Linked DNA regions of Homo sapiens: region 1 is linked to region 2. The links are chromatin loops, found by intact Hi-C in ENCODE. Cell type or tissue: heart left ventricle. All regions are shown on one strand. Each heading gives the region's core, and the rest is flanking DNA. Links, peaks and the distances in the headings are about the cores only. Region 1 overlaps LOC107986289 (a long non-coding RNA gene). Region 2 overlaps PARM1 (prostate androgen-regulated mucin-like protein 1).

Evidence for each region. Hi-C counts contacts between places; a loop is a spot of excess contacts. Peaks named below come from ENCODE experiments on the same cell type or tissue, not always from the same donor. Only the 100,000 strongest peaks of a DNase experiment are listed, where the experiment ranks them.
Region 1: a loop joins it to region 2, with 2.9 times the contacts of the local background. A loop is called at or near these places in 2 of 110 quality-filtered maps.

What each region holds. Positions count from the first base shown.
Region 1 is chr4:75,051,102-75,061,640 of GRCh38, forward strand. The region is part of intron 1 of LOC107986289 (a long non-coding RNA gene); the gene reads right to left. Among named protein-coding and RNA genes, the nearest start is that of LINC02562, 28 kb to the right of the region's middle. In heart left ventricle, for the core only: no CTCF peak of the experiment used is centred there; no DNase peak of the experiment used is centred there.
Region 2 is chr4:74,971,228-74,983,330 of GRCh38, forward strand. All of the region lies in intron 1 of PARM1 (prostate androgen-regulated mucin-like protein 1), which reads left to right. Among named protein-coding and RNA genes, the nearest start is that of PARM1-AS1, 6.9 kb to the left of the region's middle. In heart left ventricle, for the core only: no CTCF peak of the experiment used is centred there; a DNase peak (open chromatin) is centred at 5,364.

The sequences.
Region 1 (10,539 bases), core at 1-2,500, 76 kb after region 2:
CAAAACACCATTAATCAGTTTGAGTCAACAAATATACTGAGTTTTTATCCTAAGCAAGATACACAATAATTACTACAAAAACAGAAGTATAATATTCTTTAGGAAACTTGGGTGTCTGTGAGCATTATCTAGTGTAATCCTTGCATCTGCTTTAGCGGTCATTACATTATCTCCATTTTACAGATGGGGAAACTGAAGTTCCAGAATATTAAATTTATTCATCCACATATTGAATCCTTCTATGTACTCTGTAATGAACAAGATAGTCCCTGTCCTCCAAGTATTTACAGTTTAGTAAGTGGAAGAGGTGGGGTTCAAACCATGTCCATCTGGCACCAGAGCCCTTCGTCTTTTACCACCCAAAGGACTGGTGTCCAATGTAAATCTAACCTGGGTCTTAAGACCCTCATACCTGCTGCTCATATGAGACCTTCTGCCCCTTGCAAAGTCCCTCTCAGCTATTTCAGGCAGTCTCAAGGGTGTCTAGCATGCAGTCCAGAGCAAGCCCAGTCAGCTCTTAAAGCACATATCCCCTGCCAGACACTGTCTCTGCTGACTCCCACATCTATGGCTGTGTTCTCTGCCAAAGGGGAGACTGCCTTCCCTCCTGTCCTGTCAGGACACCAGCACAGAGCCCCATTGTCTCACAGAATTTTGGTGAAAACCTCTCCTAATTTCAACTTGCAGCCTCCCTGCTCTTCCCAAGAATCAGATGTGAATTCATGGCAGCCTAGACTAGAGATGCTGCCCTCGGAGTCTCTCCCTGATCTTACCCTGAAATTCCATCACTGGGCCAACTTGTCTTTCCTCAGGGTAGTAATAATATTGACAGCTTATTCTCACATAGCACTTACTGTGAACTAGATACTGTTGTAAGAACTTTACATGGGTTAACATCCCTATGAGATAGATATTATTAACATCTCTATTGTACAGAAGAGAAAACTAAGGGCCAAAGAGGTAGAGAAAATTACCCAAGGTCACACAGCGGTGGGGCAGAATTGAAATAGGGACCATGGGTCTCCAGGGTCCATGCTCTGGACCACTCCCAAGCCAAATTTTCACTCCATGCCAGAGATTCTTGACATGTATGTGCTGCTGCCCATCAAACATGCCCAGCCAGGTGAGACAACCTGAAGCCAAAGTTGGGCATCCAATGCAGAAGCAGCTTTCTCCCTGAAGAAGGTTTCTAGAGTGGCCCAAAGGGCCTATTTTAAGGGCACCCACAACTGGGCAGCTCTGTGGTTGAGCCTTTACATATTCCTGTTCATCAGGATGGTGGCTTGGGATCTTTTGAAAGCAGTCGCACCCTCAGAACTGATGACCTGGCAGACTGTGAGTTGTCTCTGTCTACACCATGGCACTTCCAGTCAAAGTCACTCATCTGACAACCACCAACTTAACAGCAGGACACTCCAGGCTGACCCTTCCCTTGTCACCAGGTCCATACAGCAGCTGTAATGAGACAGTCTATACTACTGTCTTGTTCTCCCACTAGCCATTTCTCCCTCAGCATTTGGACAGAATTTGCTGCAACAAACACCACTGAGAAGAGTGTTGAAAAGTTCACATCAGTCATAAGCCAAGTGTTGTCAGGTAGTGTGAGACACAAATGCTCACTGCCAGCCACTGTGCCAAGACATTCAGAGGTTTGACATGAGAAACCAAAAAACTGCTCTGTGTATTTCTGGAATATATGTTAAAAGTTTTAATACAAAGTTGTGGATTTCATATAAAACTTAGTTTCTTATACGGACTTTGAGAGAGCAGGAGAAAAGATTAGGGAAACCACCAGTAGATAATCGCTAAAATGCCAGGGTTTCTGGAAAATGGCCACCATCTCAGGCTACAACGGTGAAGTGAATGGTTCTCAAGAGCTCACTGGAAAGTCACACCTGCCCACACACCTGATGCAACTGTTTCTGAAGAAGAATGGCTTTGCCTTTTTTCCATCTTCCATATCTTGCCTGAGAACCTCTCATAGACAAACTCTAGCCAGAGCCATAAGGGAAAGAGCATTCTGAGAAATGTAATTTCTGGCTTCTCCTCTGTATTACAAAGATCTTAGAAAAGGTGATAATGCTGAGCTAAAAATAAGCAAATAATCACAGGCCACCTCTGTTACCCCAAATGAGAACTTGGCAAAAAGTCAATAACAACAGTATGTTATCTGTAACATTATGCAACTGTTCCTTACACAACTGAGGATGCACACACCTTCTCCCTAAAAAGGAAGACACATCATTCCATATGTTGCTTTTATCTCTGGGAATGTTCATGCCTTTCCCAGTTCAGATGCAGTCTTCCTTTGATACCAAATTATAGGGTTAGTTACTTTAACTCACTTTATATTGGACAGAAGGGAATAAGGACAGAAAAAGAACTGATTTATACACACACACACATATACATATCAAAGCAAACAAGAGAATATGCATAGTTACTAAAGACTCCCTTTTACCCCTAGTCATATGACCATACTGGTATTTATAACTTTCTTCTTCCACTGATCATTGCATGTTCATCTTGTCCTCAGTCAACATTTCACTTCATCCTGGTTCTTTATGTGGCAGGGTGACTCAAAGCTGCCTTCAGAATACGGCTAACACTTGGGTACTAGAAAAGGAAAAGGGAGCTGCTAAACTGAATAATGTTTCTACCACTGAAAAGAAAGACCAGCTCACATTGCATGTAATGTTCCAAATACATTCCCCTTCCTATTTTCATTGTTTTTTTCCTCTCTCCTCCCCCATCCTTCCAGCCCTCCTCACCTACCCTTACCAAAAAGGTAAAGAAAAAGTGGAGGAGAAAATAGAGAAGGGATTCAGAACCATTCTCAGCCCTTGGCTTGATGCCTGAAGAGCCATGGACCATTCCATGCCCCGATCTGCCCACTAACTCCCCCCAGCTCTCCTATCTCTGCTTGAGCTCTTCTGAGAAGACCTATGCATCCTTCAGACAGCGAGGAGTTGATAAAAGACATGCCAGGAAGCGTGGGGGAGAGAAAGAACAAGGTTTTCTTAAATGTATTCACTTCCAACTTAGAAGTGCCATGAGCCATTTCATACACATTTCAGGCTGCAGATGCTTTTACTGAGCCACTGATAACAAGCTCTGGAGCTGATAAGCAATGAAATGAAATACACTTAACTTTTATAGGATGAGTAATCCTCAATGACAATTAATCTCACGTCCTTAGGCCCAGGGACTGTCTGACGGGTTGTCCCATCCTCCTTCTGAACATCCATTTCTGGAAAGGAGCCAAGTTCATCAAGCAGCTCTACTCAAGGGAACACAACCTGAGGCCTTTACCTGTCCCCTTCTAAGGGTTTCCAGTGTAACCTACCTGCTGGCTTCTCCTCCAAAGGGTGGAGAGGCTGGATTTCATGTCTGTCTCCTATAGGCCAGTTTCATTGCTTCATCTATGAGAGTTCAGGTAAATCCCTGAGCAAGAATTTGGGGCACTGACCATCTGAGCAATCCCAGGGGGCTGGCAGGTGGCTTTTCAGTAAAGAAAGGCACAAACATTCTTTCCTAGCCTCCTTGATCTCCTAGAAACTTAGGCAGCTGGTCCTTGAAAAGTAACAGACTCTCAATCTAACCATAGCCAAAACCATGAGCAAAGAAAAACTGGTAGACTGAAAATTCTGACAACTTTATATCCTTTTTCCTTTGGTTTCTCCTATAGAGAAGCATAGGCTTGAGACACTGGATGTAAGAAGACAGGTGGCAGTGGGAAATCCAGGCTGCTACCTGATTACAGGCCAATGGGAGTTGAAACCAACAAGGATGTGTTTGTTCACAGAGAGTCTCAATGTTTGCTCTCCTAAAAGCCCCATAGATTTCTCTAAGGAATGGCCTCTGATGGAAATTACAGTGTTGGAAGCAAAACATTCATTCACTCATCCCTTCAATCATTTAACAAACAGTATTCTTTTACACATTCCAGATACTTTCTTAGAAATTGCATATGATATTTAGGTGAAACAATAAAACAAGACATGACCTCTCAAAAACTCATCTTCAAAATGCTTTGAATCTGTTAATGAAACAGTCCAATCTAAGATTCTGTAGTGTATAATGGGCACCTTGGTAGAGCAATGTGCGGGGTACACCAGGAGCAAGAAGAGGATAAGGCCAAAGGATGTGAGAGCGTCCTGATAAGTGTTTCCTCTCTTCCTTATTTCCAGATGTCTCTCTGATTCTCGTGCCCCACCATCTGCCTGACTGACTTCCTGGGCCTGAACTTGTTCTCTGGGCTCTCCCTGTGAAGATCTATCCTTTGCCATCAGTCCCAGATTTCATCTGGGAATTTGATTTGTTCCTCCTAACTGACATGTTTGAACCAGGGGTATTGGCCTTTTCTAATCCTGGTCACACCCAGATCAACCCCTCTTCGAGTATCTGCCATGCCCAGCAATGCCACAACTGGAACTTGATATATAGTGTGTCTTTAACTGTGGAAAAAGAGAGAAAGTAGTCATCTTTCTTTATCTTGCCACACTGTCCTATGGTAATAATTCCCTAATGATATCCAAAGAGCTAAAGTGGTTTTCTTGACTATGTTCTCTGATGAAAGGTTGGAGAGGAGAAGAGAAATGACATTTGTTGAATACCTGTTACGTGCCTACACATGAGGAATTAAGATCTTTTCAGAGAGCAGAAAACTGAGGCTTAGAAAGGTTAAGTGACATTCCCATGGTTACACAGCTAGTAAGAGTCAGAGACTGAATTTTAACCCTGGACCTTCTTACTCCAAAATCCATGTTCTACCTAGGATGGAAATGCTTCTCAAACTCTAATGCGCATGCAAATTACTGGAGATCTTGTTAAAATGCAGATTCTAATTCATAGTTCTGAGGTGGAGTCTGAGACTTGCATTTGTAATAACCTCCCAGGTGGTGCTAATGCTGGGATACTGCCCCCAATTTTGAGAAGGGAGATAATACGTAAGACACACCTTCTACACATAAGCCTGGTAAATCCAAAAGGCCCCACAGGATGCAGTTCTCAATAGGGGTGATAACACCACATCTTCCCCCAGGGCAACAAAGTGTGGCAGCATCTCTTAGTTGTGTTTTTTAGTTGTTACTATGACTGGTGTAGTTACTGGCATTTAGTATCTGGGAGTCAAGGATGCTGCAAATGCTACAGAGAAAGAAATAGTCTAGGTTGATTTGTTCAGGACAGTCCTGCACAACCCGGAATTGTACCACCTACAATTTTTACAGCATCCCCATTAAGAAACCCAGAACAGTAACGTGGGGAGGTGCGCACCACTGTCAGCCACGAGCCCTTTGGCTGCCTTATTTCCATGACTTTTTCTCAGTCATTAGAAACTCAGGTCTGCCCTCCAGCTGTTCTGTTCCAAACTGTCATCATTGACAGCTGCTCTGCAGGATATCACTGCACACACATGAGTGCATGTTGATGTCTTGCTAACTGAAACTCCTAAGTGTCAACAGAAAAGATGATCCAAGGTGGGCCTAATCAGAGAGAGGTGTGTTCATATATTTCTGTGTGCCTTCCAAGAGTACAGGGATGCCACTATTACTTAAAAGTGGACATTTTAGTAAACCATGTAGGCCAGCTGAAAAATTTATATCATTTTGCATTCCATGAGAATTTCAAAGGGTATTTATTGAAAAGATAGGCAAAGTGCTCACATCTACTAAGCTTCTTCTCTATGTCAGGAACTGGGCAGGTTCTTTACAAATGTTATTGCTTTAGATACATAGCATAGTGTAGTCATCATAGACTTAGACTACGGTGGAGCTACTGTGTCGGGGTTTGAATCTCGGCTGAGCTAATTACCAGTTGTGTGACCCTGAAAAAAATTGTTTAACCTCTTGTTTCCTCAGTTTCTTCATCTGTAAAATGGGGATCAGAATGGCATCTGCCTTATTAGGCTGTTATGAAAGTTAAATGAATCAATGCCAACAGCATGCTTAGAATAGTACCTGGCACAGAGCAAATTTACAAATGTTGTTTCATTAGATCCACAGCATAATAAAATATTTCATTTAGAAATAATAAAGCATATTATTGCCAAATAAAATAGCCATGTAAGATAAATGATTTTCCTCATTTTACAGATGAGGAAACTGAGACATTCAAGTTGAACACAGCCACAGTGTAGTAGAATCTGATTAATCATAATGATAAAAGCTAATATTCACTGAGCACTTATTATGTGCCAGATACTATTCTAAGTGTTTTACCAAGATCAACTCAATCCTCACAATTACCCTAAAAGATAGGTATTTTATCCCCATTTTATTAATGACGGCACTGGCCTGTCTGGAGCAGCCCCTTGTGGGGATGCTAACTGCAGCCTGGGAGGCATGGCCGGGGCTGCGCTAGGAGGAGCTGGCAAGGCTGGGAACAGGCGGGGGCCCCACCCTTTATCCAGCTGGTGGGACAGGAGACCCGCATTCCCGGGCGCCGCCCAGCCATGGTTCTGGACCGAGGCATCACTGCGCTTTCCGGGGTCCAGGAAGTTCCCTCCCCCAACAGGCTTGAAAGTGCCTGCTCCCTCTCCTGGTGCCCATTCCGGGCTGGCGCAAAGTTGCGGCCAAGCCCAGGCAGGCACTGCTGCAACCTGGCTGGGTGTGCACGTGCTCAGGGCAGCACTGACACACTAGCCCCTGCCACCTCAGGCCCCTCTGGACTTTGGGCACCAACCAGCATGGGAGGGAGGATGAAGGAGTGCTGAGGGCTGCTTGGGGCGTGCCAGCACCCTTTGGCAGGAACAGCCTGGGCACCATGGATGGCCTATTGATGGCAGGAGGCAGACAGTTTCCTGGGCTGAAAAGGGTGGGTCCCTGGTGAAACCCCATCTTCAAGCCAGGGATGACCTGAGGCCTGGGGGCCGGACAGTTCCGGGTGAAGTCCCTGGCCAGGAGTGAGAATTTATGATACTTTTTCCAGGCCCACCCATGGTCGTCCATGAACCAATCAGCAAGCACTGCCTCCCTTCTGAGCGTATAAAAACCCTGGACTCAGCCAGCATCCAACAGATATCGGGACAACCTGCCTGCGGAAAGGAGCTACCCGCTCTACTGAGAGCTGGACACTCAATGGGACGACCTGCCTGTGGAAAGGAGTTACTCACTGTGGGTCTCCTGAGAGCTGTTCTGCCTCTCAATGAAGCTCCTCTCTGCTTTGTTCACCCTCCAGTTGTCTACATACCTCTTTCTTCCTGGACGCAGGACAAGAACTCAGGACCTGCCAAATGGCAGGACTGAAAGAGCCATAACACAAACAGAGCTGAAATACCCTTGCCACCTTACCACGCTGTGGGCAACAAGAAGGAGAGAAGAGCTGGGGCCCTTCAGGGAGCCCAGACCTAGGGGCTCCCTGAGTCAGGACTGTGACATCCTCTTTGAGGCCCTGCAGTTCCTGGCATCTCGAAGCTTCTAGGCACCAACACATTCCCCTCGTCCAGATGCAGGTGTCCACAGCAGAAGCTGCATGCTGTCCATCTGGTCCAGCCGCAGTCTTGCGCAGGGCTGACACCTGTGCTGGCGCCTGGAGCTGCCTGCCCTGCCGCAACAGCCAGCATGCCTGGCTGTGCACAGTGGCCAGACCACGCACTCACTCACCCGCACACTCTTTGCAGCTCCATGCCCAGCTCGCCCTTGGCAGGTGTGGGATCTGGGCCAGAAGAATAAGCCAAGCGCAGCCCACTAGGCTGAGTGGGTGGAACAAGCCCAGCAGGCCTGAGCAATGCTCAGGCAGAAGGTGCCACCAGCCACAGAGGTTTCCAGCTGGCAAAACAACACCCCAAGGATCCTGTGACATTACCATGTGAGGAAACTGAGGCACAACTAGGAAGTAAAAGTTACTCACCCAAGGTAACCTATTTGGTTAGTGGTGAATCAAGGATGATTTCAGCCCAAAGGTTTGACTCTGGAGCCTGAGTGCTATAGTTCCCAAGTCCATGCTTTATCCATCTCCTCACCTTCCAATTGCTCGTCTATTATGTACCCAGCCCTAAACTAGGCGTATTGTAGGATAAAACAAAGTAAAACTCACAATGTTTTTTGTTTGTTTGTTTTGAGACGGAGTCTCATTCTGTCCCCCAGGCTGGAGTGCAGTGGCTCCATCTCGGCTCACCGCAACCTCCGCCTCCCAGTTACAGCGATTCTCCTGCCTCAGCCGCACGAGTAGCTGGGATTACAGGCGCCCACCACCACGCCCGTCTAATTTTTTTGTATTTTTAGTAGAGACGGGGTTTCACCATGTTGGTCAGGTTGGTCGCAAATTCCTGACCTCCGGTAATCCACCCGCCTCGGCCTCCCAAATTGCTGGGATTACAGGCGTGAGCCACCGCGCCCAGCCTGGACTCACAATGTTTACTTTCAAGCTAATAACTTCATGCCACATCTTTATCTTCTTGTTGGATAGATTATTGGCAAATTGGCATGTGAACATAAACCTGCAATTAAGTCTCAGTTCTGCCAGTTACTGGCTTTAATGACTTTGGGCACATAATTCAGTCTCCCATAGCTTCTAATTCCTCACCTAAAAAACTACAGATGTTAAGTCTTATTTGGCAGTGTTGTTTATAAGGACTAAATAAGATCCTTTGTGTATAGTGCTCAACAAACATTAGCTGTCATTTTTCTTTTCCTTTCTCTGTGCCTCAGAAGGAATGAAAAACTGAAATTAGAAATGCAAATCTTGTTGACAAATTATTTACAATAAAGTTTCTGGATGACAGCTAAATTAGTTGAAGTTTTATAAATTTGAGTTTTGTTCCTAAAAACCCATTTCGCTTAATTAAAACGCCAAATAATCATGAAAAGAAAAACCCCCACACTTTGTGTACACACTTTGATAAAAATATATTTAGTATGTAAAACCAAACACATGATATAAATCTACATTTGAAAATGTCTGTGATGAGGGAGGATATAGGCTAATTGTTTAGCTCCTGAAAATGAAAGCCCAGTGGACTAAAGAGGCCTTCTTTTCCTGGTAGGTTTCTAAGTAGTCAGAATCAGCAATTCTCTTTGCTCCAGGGACCTAAAAATGTTCAATATTTGGATTGTCTGGGGCAAAATTTTCCACTGATAAGCCAGTGAAGATGAATGGTCATTTCTAAGGGAGGAGTTTTCCAGGTGACTTCTCTTACAGAGATCTCCTGTTTCCTTTTCAAAAATTAAGCACCCATCTTGAACAGTAGCTTTCATTTGCAAAGACTTCAGCTAACTTCTCTATATCAACCCTTTCAGCTTGCCCTAAAATCTGATAATTTGACAATCAGTTCTCTTTTGGAATGTTCAAAGCATCTTTCACTCCATTTACCATGTTTTTGTGATGTTTTCACAAGCTCTGTATGTAAGAGTTTTAAAAAGAGATAATTACTGCCCTTGCCGAAATTTATAGCTTAGTTGAAGGGCATGTTCTTTAGCCAATCATGAATCCATATCATCACAATTTTTCCACCTCTCAAATTAGCACATCACATTGTCTTATCACTAATTATTTGCATTGACTTTATTCTGAGAGCACATCAGTTTCAGCTGTTAGGTAATCATAAATAAAAATTTGTTCTTGATAAGCCTATAAAGATGAAAGTTCTCAAGTTAAGCCATCCTAAGTCAAGTGGTGCCTGTTTCCAAATATACCATTAATTACATATGATGTCTTTGCTCAAAATGAGTACTCTGGCCTGTTAACTAATCCTACTAACATCACTTCTCTTAGAGCTAGGAAAAAATTCTGGTCTCAATTGAGTTATTTGGTAATTCCATGTCCTAGAGATGAAGTTCTTTGCATAATCAAGTTTTTAAATGTCAGCAGTAGTTTGGAGTGATATAAAAGTGTTTCTGACTTTTGAAAAGACTTCCAAATATCCTTAAGTCTGTGTAATCTTTTCTAAGAAGTCAAAAGAAGACTGAAGTTTTTTGTCAGTCTGAAGAGGGTCCCAATACAGGGTCATGAATACTGAGTGTTATGTCTGCACATTTAGTCCTGAAATATGTAATCCTACATCCAGAGTAAATAGCCCAGCCTTGGAAAAGTTGAAGTCACAAGCTCAAAAAGCTTAAACAAGCAAAAGGAGTAATGAAGTATGTTTATTGCTCTTTAATAAAAAACCTATTTACATTTAGCATATTTTCAACCCAATATTCTACCCAATTTTATTAATAGGCCTTTCTAGGAATTTGGGAGATTGAAGAATAGAATAGTGTCTTAAACCCTGACAGTAAACAAGATCAGCATGCTTCAAAATCCTCTGCTGTGCACCACATAAAAGAAGTAGGAAAGGTGGAAAAGAAACAGTTATTGGTATGGATGACATTAAAAGGCCAGGTCCAGAAATATTCATGCCTGCAGACATTTTATGAGAGAAAAAGTATAACTAGTAAATGAATATGTAAGAATATTTTCAACCTTGGTAGTAATTTTTTAAATTCTAAATAAAACTGATATACCATTTTTGCATAGTAAAATTAGACAACAAAAAACACATTTCCAACTTTAAAAATCAAGGTATCCAATGCCAGACATGCTTTAATAAAATGATTA
Region 2 (12,103 bases), core at 4,272-6,771:
GTCCTACATGATGGTAAGCAAGAGAGTGTGTACAGGGGAGCTGCCCTTTATTAAACCATGAGATCTTGTGAGATTTATTCACTCTCATGAGAACAGCACGGGAAAAACCTGACCCTGTGATTCAATTACCTCTCACCTGGTCCCTCTCACGACACATGGGGATTATGGGAGTTATAATTCAAGATGAGTTTTGAGTGGGGATACAGCCAAATCATATCAGATTTTTTTTTAAGCTTTTGTTTTTGCTTTTACCACTTTAAAAATGAGATGTGTTTCACAATCAATGGCATATCCTATTTTATTAACAGCATTTTGTGTCACTCTTAAGACTACATAAAATAACAAGTGTCTGATAGTTGACACTTTTTAGATTTGATGAAATACAGTCATGTTTTTGTTTCTGAGCTGACTTTGTTTATCTGAAAATAAAGCATGAGGGTGAGGCAAGTCCTCAGATCTCCTTCCTCTCTGAGATTCTGAGTCTTGCTTTGCTGAATTGCACACTCCATCACCTACTTGCACTAGTGGGGTTAATGAGGAGCTGGCTTAACCTTTTAATACCTTACCTCTGATCCCAATCTTTTCCCAGCCTAGTCTAGACTCTTCTTTCTAGAAGAAAGTTTTCAAGGTTTCTGAGAAGTTCAAGGTATTGGGACACATTCTTCCTGCAGCACTGATTAGCTGGATGGTGTCTGCTCCTACCAAAACCAGAGGACATCTTTCACAGCCACAAGCATAATAATTTTCTGTGACACATATTTTATTATTCATATGTAGCTCCTTGAAGTTACTGGTAGTTAGGGTGTGGCTGTAAGTCTGCAAAGATGAGCAAGGATATTGACAACATGCACGCCCTGTCTCTGAGCAGGGAAGGGGTAAAAACACTGAAATTCCTGAGAATGCTCAGTGGAGCAGTGCTGCCCACATCACCTTCCCATGAAACTACAGGGACAGAAGGAGCATGAGCTGAAAACAGGGCCACATGGCTCTGGGATTGCCTGAGCATCTGCAAGATTGTGGTCTACTGTTGGGGAGCCCTGATTTTTGCCCTAAACATTGGATTTGTTTTGTTTTTGCAATGCAAAAAGAAAATACCTGTGATAATACTTACCTTTCACTCATATTCATTCACTTAGTTTTGAAACCGCTTTCTGTTTCTTTCAGAATCCCTTTATTTGGCACTGAGTTATGTATTTGTATGCTTTGTAACAATAAAATAACTTCAGAAAGAAGCACAAATCTAAGTCAACACGTTTCTGAAATCTTTACCTTTTTAAACATCTGCAGATGGATCTGAATGTTCTCAAAATTGTGTCTTTTAGTGCAGTTCTTCGGTAGTAGTATATGAGTTTTGACATTCTGCTGTAAATAGCTTCTTGGAACCAAGAGTTATATTTGGGAGACTTGTTTCTTACTTAGCATGCTTATGAAAATTCTTCCGGTAAATACACAAAGTAGTACTTCATGATTTCTTTTTCCGATCAGCAGAAAGTAACATAAGCTCAATCTGAGCCTAGTAACAGATAAGCCTCTACGTTATTTGGGTTATTTTATTTTAAATGTTAAGTCCTTTGGTGTCATCTTGCTGATGCCTCAATGTGTCCAGGCAGTAAGGGGAAATGAAGACTTACACTGTGGGGACAGGAGGCTTGAGGACATCTGCAAGCTGATACAGTGTAGTGGAGAAGGCAAGGCTTTGCTTTTGAGTAGATGACAGTAAAACATTGGCTCTGCCCCTTATCTACCATGTGATGTTTAGATCTCTGAGCCTCATTGTCCTCACTTACACATAATGAGTCAATCACACCTCACAGTGTTATTCTGAAGATTAAAAAAAATAACAAGAATGGATTTTCTAAAACCCCATCACATGGGAGGTATTTAAATTTACTCCTCTTTCCCATGTCCACACTGCCTTTAGGACCCTTCTTTAACATTTTTTGGTTTGAATTTTGATTTTTGATTTTGTTCTTCAGTCAATGAAGTATAAAATCTGAATATTTTCACAGTGGTACACATTATGTGTAATATAAACTTAAAATAGAAAAATTAGTGAAACCTGTCATCTAAAGATACTGTACAGTACACATGAATATATAAAAAAATTTCCAACAAATATGAACAGACTTTTAAGGTGTTTAAAAGAATAAATGATCTCAGCATATAAAATGCTTTTATTTCCCCCATAAAGATCTCAGCAACTTGAAAACAAGAAACTCTCCCTCCCAACCCCCCGCCCCCCTCACCGCCTCCCCAGTTATATATCACAGTCCAGGGATAGAGCTAGAGACATTCGTCTTCTGGAGGCCACTGGAGAGTCAGGTCTCCTCATCTGCATCTGAGTCCTGGAAGGCAGTACAAATTGAATACAAAGTCCTGTCCTGAGGTATCCTTCCCAGGACCCTCTTGCAGCGGCACAAGCCTAAAGATGGCCATAAAGTTAAATAGACCATTTTTTTTAGGTAGATAAAACCCATAATATTCACACTCTGCAGATTCTGGCTGTCTCCTCTCTCTTGACCCAAGTTCCTGCAGAGGAACCCAGGCCACCACCCTCAGATTTTAGGACACTGGGATCCTGTATTGGTCATGATTAGAGAATCAAATAATAAAATATGTTACATGTATGTGTGTGTGTGTGTGTCTGTGTGTGGGTGTAGAGAGAGAGAGAGAAAGAAAGAGAGAGAGATTTATTGTAAAGAATTGGCTCGGATGATTACAGTGGCTGGGAAGTACCACCATCTTCTGTCTGCAAGCTGGAGACTAAAGAAAGCCAGTGGTGTAATTTAGTTCAAATCTGAGGGCCTGAGAGCCAGGGTTGTTGACGGTGTGATTTAGTTTAAGGACCAGAGAAGATGAGGTGAGATGTCCCACATTATGCCATGAGGCAGAAAAAGAAGAGGCAAATCCCTCCTTCCTCTGTGTGTGCTCTGTTCAGGCTCGCCACGGATTGGATGATGCCCACATACTTTGAGGAGGGCAAACTACTTTACTGAGTCCATGGATTCAAATGCTAGTTTTATCCAGAAACACCCTCACAGAGCTTACCCAGAAATAATGTTTAATCTGGGCACCTTTTGTCCCAGTCAAGTTGACACAAAGAATTAACCATCATGGGTCCCCAGGTCTCCACTGTCATAGCAGTGACACCCTAGGAGGATGGGCCACTGGGAGTTGTTAAATAGCTTTCAAGAGAAGACTTGTCCAGTTTTTCAGACTCCTGTATCTATGTCAATATAATTCGGCTCATTCAAGCTCAGGAGGCCTGGAGACATATAAGGCTTTTATTCCCAGCACTAGCCTGTCAGAAGTTTTCTATTCTCTATTATGGTTTGTTACCATAGAATGTGGAGGTGATTGCAGTCATAGTAGAGAAAGGTAAATATGTGAATGCACATGTTATTGTGACCTCCCAAACTTTGGCCTGAGGGGGTGACTTTCAAGGGCAGTGCTATGAACTGAATTGTATTCCCTTAAAATTCAGATATTGAAGCCCTTAAGCTTCAATGTGATGGTATTTGGAGATAAGGCTTTCAGAAGTAATTAGGTTTAGATGAGGTCAGAAGGATGGGGCTCTTGTGATGGGAGTAGTGCCCTTCTAAGAAGAAACACCAGAGAGCCTGCTCTCTGTCTCTCTCCATCTCATGGGAGAACACAGGCAAAAGGTGGTCATTAGCAACCCAGGAAAGGGCATCTCCCCAGAACCTGACCTTTTGAGACCCTGATCTCAGACTTCTAGCCTCCAGAAATGTGGGCAAAAAATTTTTTGTTGTTTAAGCCACACAGTCTGTGGCATTTTGTTATGGCAGCCAAAGCAAGTAATATGGGCAGCATCAGACACTGCATCAGACATTTGCACATTCCCCCTTTCACCTAACCTTTGAATGTCAGTGCAGTCTCTGCAAAGCTAGAACAGGTGGACTTTGGCATCCAGTTTTCGAAAGATTGCATCCCCTGTTAGATGTATTACACATTCTAATGTATCACTCTTTAAAAAACCAAGCATCTTTAGCCTGGCTTTAGAGTTAAATGAACTCTAGTTAGTCATAACAAGACACTGCAGTTAATGAGAGTTTTGCTTTTCCCAATCATGTTAGAGTGCGGTATTATGTTTCTGTAAAACAAAACAAATAATAGGATGTGAAGCTCCACCTAGAAGTAGTTCAGTTATTTCAGTTTCTTTAATTGACTTTGTGTGAGTTTTTGAGTAGTTGAAAGACATAACTATGGCTGTGAATACAAGGGAAGGCATATTCTTTACTAGGTTTTGGCATTTGCCAGAAATTTTACCAAAACATGCACACCAGAGAAGTTTATAAAATGCATGTATTTCATGAACATGAAGTCAAAGGTATATTTTATAAACATGTAGTCACGTTTGACTACATTTGTTATATTAATTATATTCACGGGGCTAGGAGAGACAAGTAAATTGGTAGTTCAACAACTTCTGTGTAATTATATAATCAACCTCACAATGGCTTGAGTTTAATTTTTTAATTGAGTCTTGCATTATTATAGTTGCAATATATAGATATTGTAGAAAATTAGAACATTGAAGCAATAGGGAGGAGGGGGCAAGATGGCTGACTAGAAGCAGCTGCTGTCAGTGGCTCTCATGGAGAAGAATGAAAATGGCAAGTAAATCCTACACCTTCAGCACAGGTATTCAGGTTTTTCTCATTGGGACCAACTAGACAGTTGGTACAACACCCAGAGAGTGAGAAAAAGCAAGGTGGAGCCACAGCCCACCTGAGAGCCACATAGGTTAAGGGGAATTCCTACCCCCAACCAAGGGAGGTGGTGAGTGATTGTGCTACCTCACCAGGGAAACCATGCTTTTTCTGTGGATCAGGAGATCCCCCTGTGAGCCTATGCCATCAGGGCCTTGGATCCTGAGCACAGAATCATGTAAACTCTTGGTGGCTGCTTGAGTTGTAGCCAGCGGCAGCAGTCTGGAGACTCCCTAAGATGACCAGGTTCCTGGGGAGAGGGGTGATGACCATCACTGTGGCTCCAGTCTGTCATTCTCCCCTGCTGGTGCCAGGGAAGCTGGGCAGTTTGGACTGGGAGGAATTCCCACAGTGCAGTACAGCAGCTGTGGCAGATAATGGCCAGACTGCTTCTTTAGGTGGGACCTGAATCCATTCCTCCTCACAGGGTGGGGCCTCCCTGGGAATTTCAGCAATTCTAGCCAGGGGTTTACAGACAGAACTCTGAACTCTCTGGGATGGAGACCCTGGGAGGAGGGGTGGCCACAGTTTCCACAGTTTAGTGGACTTTGTCTTTCCTGCCTGCTTGCTCTGAAGAGGCTGGGCAGTCCACATGAGGAGGACTTCCCCCAGTGCAGGGCACCTGCTCTGCCAAGGGGCAGCCAGAGTACATTAAGTGGGTCACTGATCTGGTGCCTCCTGACTGGGTGAGACATGCCAACAGGGGTTGCCAGACACCTTATACAGGAGTGTTCCTGCTGGCATCAGATGGCTGCCCTTCTGTGACAGGGTTCCAAGAGGAAGGAGCAACCAGCCATGTTTGCTGTTCTGCAGTCTCCACTGCTGACACCTCCAGGTGCGGGAGGGACCCAGGTGAATAGGGTCTGGAGTGGACCCCCAGAAAACCACAGCAGCCTTACAGAAGAGGGGCCAGACTGTTAAAAGAAAAACAAACAAATATAAAGCAACAACAACAATATTGACAAGAAGACCCTACAAAAACCCTATCCAAAGGTCATCAGCCTCAAAGATCGAAGGTAGATAAACCCACAAAAATGGGAAAAAATGAATGCAAGAATACCGAAAACTCAAAAACCCTGAGTGCCTCTTCTCCTCCAAATTATTGCAATACCACTCCAGTAAGGGAACAGAACTGGGCTGAGGCTGACATGGATGAATTGACAGAAGTAGGCTTCAGAAGGTGGGTAATAACAAACTTTACTGAGCTACCAGAGCATGTTCTAACCCAATGCAAACAAGCTAAGAATCATGATAAAACATTATGGGAGCTATTAACCAGAATAACCAGTTTAGAGAGGAACATAAATGACCTGATGGAGCTGAAAAACACTACACAAAAACTTCACAATGCAACCACAAGTATCAATAGCCAAATAGACCAAGTGTAAGAAAGAATCTCAGTGCTTGAAGACTATCTTCTGAAACAAGACAGGCAGACAAGATTAGAGAAAAAAAGAATAAAAAGGAATGAACAAAACCTCTGATAACTATGGGATGGGATTATGTAAAAAGGCTGAACCTACAACTAATGGGGGTATATGAAAGAGACAAGGAGAATGGACCCAAGTTGGAAAACATTCATCAGGATATCATTCAGAAAAACTTCCCTAACCTAGCAAGACAGGCCAACATTCAAATCCTGGAAATTCAGAGAACCCCAGTAAAATACTCTATGAGAAAAATCAACTCCAAGACACATAATCATCAGATTCTTCAAAGTTGAAATGAAGGAAAAAATGTTAGGGGCAGCCAGAGAGAAAGGCCAGGTCACCTACAAAGGGAAACCCATCAGACTGACAGCAAACCTCTCAGTGGAAACCCTACAAGCAAAAAGAGATTGGGGGCCAACATCAACATTCTTAAAGGAAAGAATTTCCAACCCAGAATTTCATATCAGGCCAAACTAAGCTTCATAAGTGAAGGAGAAATAAAATCCTCTTCAGACAAACAAATGTTGAGGGAATTAGTCACCACCAGGCTTGCCTTGCAAGAGCTCCTGAAGGAAGCACTAAATATGGAAAGGAAAAACCATTACCAGCTACTATAAAAACACACTGAGGTATGCAGACCAATGACAATATGAAGCAACTACATTGACAAGTCTGCAAAATAACTGGCTAGAATCATGATGACAGGATCAAATTCACACATAACATTATTATCCTTAAATGTAAATGGGCTAAATGCCCCCAATTAAAAGACACAGAATGGCAAGCTGGATAAAGAGTCAAGACTCATCAGTGTGCTGTATTCAAGAGACCCATCTCATGTGCAAAGACCCACATAGGCTCAAAATAAAGCGATGGAGGAAAATTTACCAAGCACATGGAAGCTGAAAAAATCAAGGGCTACAAGTGTAGTTTCAGACAAAACAGACTTTAAACCAACAAAGATAAAAAAATACAAAGAAGGTCATAATGGTAAAGGGTTCAATTCAACATGAAGAGCTAACTATCCTAAATATATTTGCACCCAATACAGGAGCACCCGGATTTATAAAACAAGTGCTTAGAGACTTACAAAGAGATTTATACTCCCACACATAATAGTGGGAGAGTTTAACACCCTACTGTCATTATGAGATAGATCATCAAGATAGAAAATTAACAAAGATATTCAGGACTTGAACTCAGCTCTGGATCAAATGGAGCTAATAGATATATACAAAACTTTCCACCCCAAAAATAATGGAATATACATTCTTCTCAGAATTGCCTGACACTTTACTCTAAAATTGATCACATCATTGATAGTAAAACACTTCTCAGCAAATGCAAAAGAACTGACATCATAACAGTCTCTCAGACCACAGCACAATCAAATTAGAACTCAAGATTAAGAAACTTACTCAAAACCACACAATTTCATCAAAATTGAACAACCTGCTCCTGAATGACTCCTGGGTAAATAATAAAATTAAGGCAGAAATCAAGAAGTTCTTTGAAGCTAATGAGAATGAAGAGACAATGTACCAGAATCTTTGGGATGCAGCTAAAGCAGTGTTAGGAGGGAAATTTATAGCACTAAATGCTCATATCAAAAATATAGAAACATCTCAAATAGACACCCTAACATCACAATGAAAAGAACTAGAGAACCAAGAGCAAACAACCCCAAAACTAACAGAAATAAGAAACAACCAAGATCAGAGAGGAACAGAAGGAGATAGAGACGCACACACACACACAAAAAAAAACCTTCGAAAAAATCAATGAATCCAGGAGCTGTTCTTTTTTAAAAAAAATATTAAAATAGACCACTAGCTAGACTAATAAAGAAGAACAAGAATCAAATAAACACAATAAAAAATGATAAAGGGGATATCGCCACTGACCCAACAGAAATACAACCATCAGAGAATACTATAAACACCTCTATGCAAACAAACTAGAAAATCTAGAAGAAAAGGATAAATTCCTGGACACATACACCCTCCCCAGACTGAGCCAGAAAGAAGTTGAATCCCTGAATAGACCAATAACCAGCTGTGAAATTGAGGCAGAAATAAATAGCCTACCAACCAAAAAAAGCTCATGATCAGACAGATTCATGGCTAAATTGTACCAGAGGTACAAAGAAGGGCTAGTACCATTTCTACTGAAACTATACCAAAAAATTGAAAAGGAGGGACTTCTCCCTAACTCATTTTATGAGGCCAGCACCATCTTGATACCAAAACCAGGCAGAGACACAACAACAACACAAAGGAAAACTTCAGGCCAACATCCCTGATGAACATCAATGCAAAAATCCTCAATAAAATACTGGCAAACCAAACCCATCTGCACATCAAAAAGTTTATCTGCTATGATCAAGTCAGCTTCATCCCCAGGATCCAAGGCTGGTTCAACATACACAAATCGATAAACGTTAAGTCATCGCATAAAGAGAACTAAAGACAAAAACCACATGATTATCTCACTAGATGGAGAAAAAGCCTTTGATAAAATTCAACATCCCTTCATGTTAAAAACTCTCAGTAAACTAGCTATTGTAAGAACATACCTCAAAATAATAAGAGCCATTTATGACAAACCCACAACCAATATCATACTAAATGGGTAAAAGCTGGAAGCATTCCCCTTGAAAATTGGCACAAGACAAAATGCCTTCTCTCACCACTTCTATTCAACATAGTGTTGGATTTTCTGGCCAGGGCAATCAGGCGAGAGAAAGAAATAAAGTGTTTCAAATTGGAAGAGAAAAAGTCAAACTGTCTCTGTTTGCAGAGGGCATGATCCTATATCTAGAAAACCTCATCATCTCCGCCCCAAAGCTTCTTAAGCTGATAAGCAACTTCAGCAAAGTCTCAGGGTACAAAATCAGTTTGCAAAAATCACAAGCATTCCTATACACCAATAACACACAAGCAGAAAGCCAAATCATGAACGAACTTCTATTCACAATTGCTTCAAAGAGAATAAAATACCTCGGAATACAGTTAATAAGGGAAGTGAAGGACCACTTCAAGCAGAACTACAAACCACTTCTCAAGGAAATTAGGACACAAACAAATGGAAAAACATTATATGCTCCTGGATAGGAAGAATCAGTGTCATGAAAATGACCATACTGCCCAAAGTAATTTATAGATTCAATGCTATTCCCATTAAACTACCATTGACATTTTTCACAGAATTATAAAAAACTATTTTAAAATTCATATGGAATCAAAAAATAGCCCGTATAGCCAAGACAATCCTAAGCAAAAAGAACAAAGCTGGAGGTATCACACTACCTGACTTCAAACTGGTACAAGGTGAAAGTAACCAAAATGGCTGGTACCAAAACAGTACTGGTACAAAAGCAGACACATAGACCAATGGAACAAAATAGAGAACTCAGAAATAAGACCACACATCTACAACCATCTGATCTTCAACAAACCTGACAAAAACAAGCAATGGGGGAAAAGATTCCCTATTTAATAAATGGTGCTGGGAAAACTAGCTAGCCATATGCAGAAAATTGAAACTTCCTTATATCTTATATAAAAATTAACTCAAGATGGATTAGATTTAAATGTAAAACCCCAAACTATAAACACCTTAGAAGAAAGTCTAGGCAATACCATTCAGAACATAGGCACAGGCAAAGATTTCCTTATGAAAATGTCAAAAGCAATTGCAACAAAAGCAAACATTGAAAAATGAGATCTAATTAAACTAAAGAGCTTCTGCACAGCAAAAGAAACTATCATCAGAATGAACAGACAACTTACAGGATGGGAGAACATTTTTGCAATCTATCCATCTGACAAAGGTCTAATATCCAGAATCTACAAGGAACTTAAACAAATTTACAAGAAGAAAACAAACAACCTCACTAAAAAGTGGGCAAAGGACATGAGCATATACTTCTTTAAGACATTTATGTGGCCAAGAAACATATGTGGCCAAGAAACATATGAAAAAAAAAGCTCAACATCACTGATCATTAGAGAAATGCAAATCAAAACCGCAATGAGATACAATCTCACGCCATTCAGAATGGCACTTATTAAAAGGTCAAGAAACGACAGATGCTGGTGAGACTGGGAAGAAATAGGAATGCTTTTACACTGTTGGTGGGAATGTAAATTAGTTCAACCATTATGGAAGACAATGTAGCTATTCCTCAAACACCTAGAACCAGGGCCAGGCGTGGTGGCTCATGCCTGTAATCCCAGCACTTTGGGAGACCGAGGCGAGTGGATCATGAGGTCAGGAGTTCAAGACCAGCCTGGCCAAGATGGTGAAACCCCGTCTCTACTAAAACTACAAAAATTAGCTGGGCACAGTGGAAGGCGCCTGTAATCCCAGCTACTCAGGAGGCTGAGGCAGAAGAATCGCTTGAACCTGGGCAGCAGAGGTTGCAGTGAGCCGAAATCGCGCCACTGCACAAATAACAGTCTGAGTGATAAAGTGAGACTCAATCTCCAAAAAAAAAAAAAAAAAAAGACCTAGAACCAGAGATATCATTTGACCCAGCAATTCCATCACTGGATATACATTCAAAGGAATATAAATCATTCTGTTATAAGATACCCGCACTCATATGTTCATTGCAGCACTACTCACAATAGCAAAGGCATGGCATCAACCCAAATGCCTGTCAATGATAGACTAGATAATGAAAATATGGTACATATACATGATGGAATACTATGCACCCATAAAAAGGAATGAGATCATGTCCTTTGCCGGGACATAGATGGAGCTGGAAGCCATTATTTTCTGCAAACTAATGCAGGAACAGAAAACCAAACACTGCATATTCTCACTTATAACTGGGAGCCGAACAATGTGAACACATAGACACAGGGAGGGGAACAACACACACTGGGGCCTGTCAGGGTCGGGGGTGAAAGAGGAGGGAGAGCATCAGGAAAAATAGCTAATACATGCTGGGCTTAATACCTAGGTGATGGCTTGGTATGTGCAGCAAATCACCATGGCACATGTTTACTTATGTAACAAACCTGTACATCCTGCACATGTACCCCAGAACTTAAAATAAATAAAATTAAAATTAAGAAAATAAAAAATAATAAACACATTCACATAACTTTTTTTAAAAAGAAAATTCAAGCAACAAACTTTTTTAGTAGCAACTTCCTCTTCTCACCACCCAAAGATCACCACTGTTCTTGAGTATATCTTTAAAATGAAGTCAGTGAATCCTAAGATTAGGGTTTGAGACTGTGCCACCATTGTTGAATGTGAATTTACTCCAGGGGCAGTGCTCTTTATTTCCAGGGTAACTTTCAGAAACAGTTCCCTCTGGGAACATATTCAGAGAAGTTCTTTAAAAGAAAACATTCTAAAGCAATCTCCCTAGTGATATGCTTGAATTAAGTTGTCACCATTCCATGACACGTACAGTTTAGTCCTAATTCTTTTTATATGCAAAATCATTATCACTCCTTCAGTCAATCAGCTCACTATTCAGAGGACAGCTCTCTGGCCCCATGAAGTACACTTCCTAGTTTCATGCATCTTTTCCTACTTTTCTGTTAACACTGCAACAGGAAAAAAAAGTTGAATCTCTACTGCCTTACCTCACCACTGACATCATTTTAAAAATTGTTCCAGGGACCAGATATTGTCTTGTATCTATAGTGACAACTCAGAGTCTTATACTAAGTTAGAGGGAAAATTAGAGGAACTGATTACAATTCATGACCAGGACAGGTCTTACAAGAAGACTCTAGAGCATTCATCTGACCCACCCCTCATGTACTATGAGAGTCATTGTATATCTCAGTAGGTAGTAGATTGTTGTGGCTTTGGTCACTGAATATGGTCTGGGAATAGGTTTTTCAGAAAACTAAAATATCTATCCTTTTCTGGAGAGAATGTCTGAAATCTTAACTCATAACTATTTTGAGG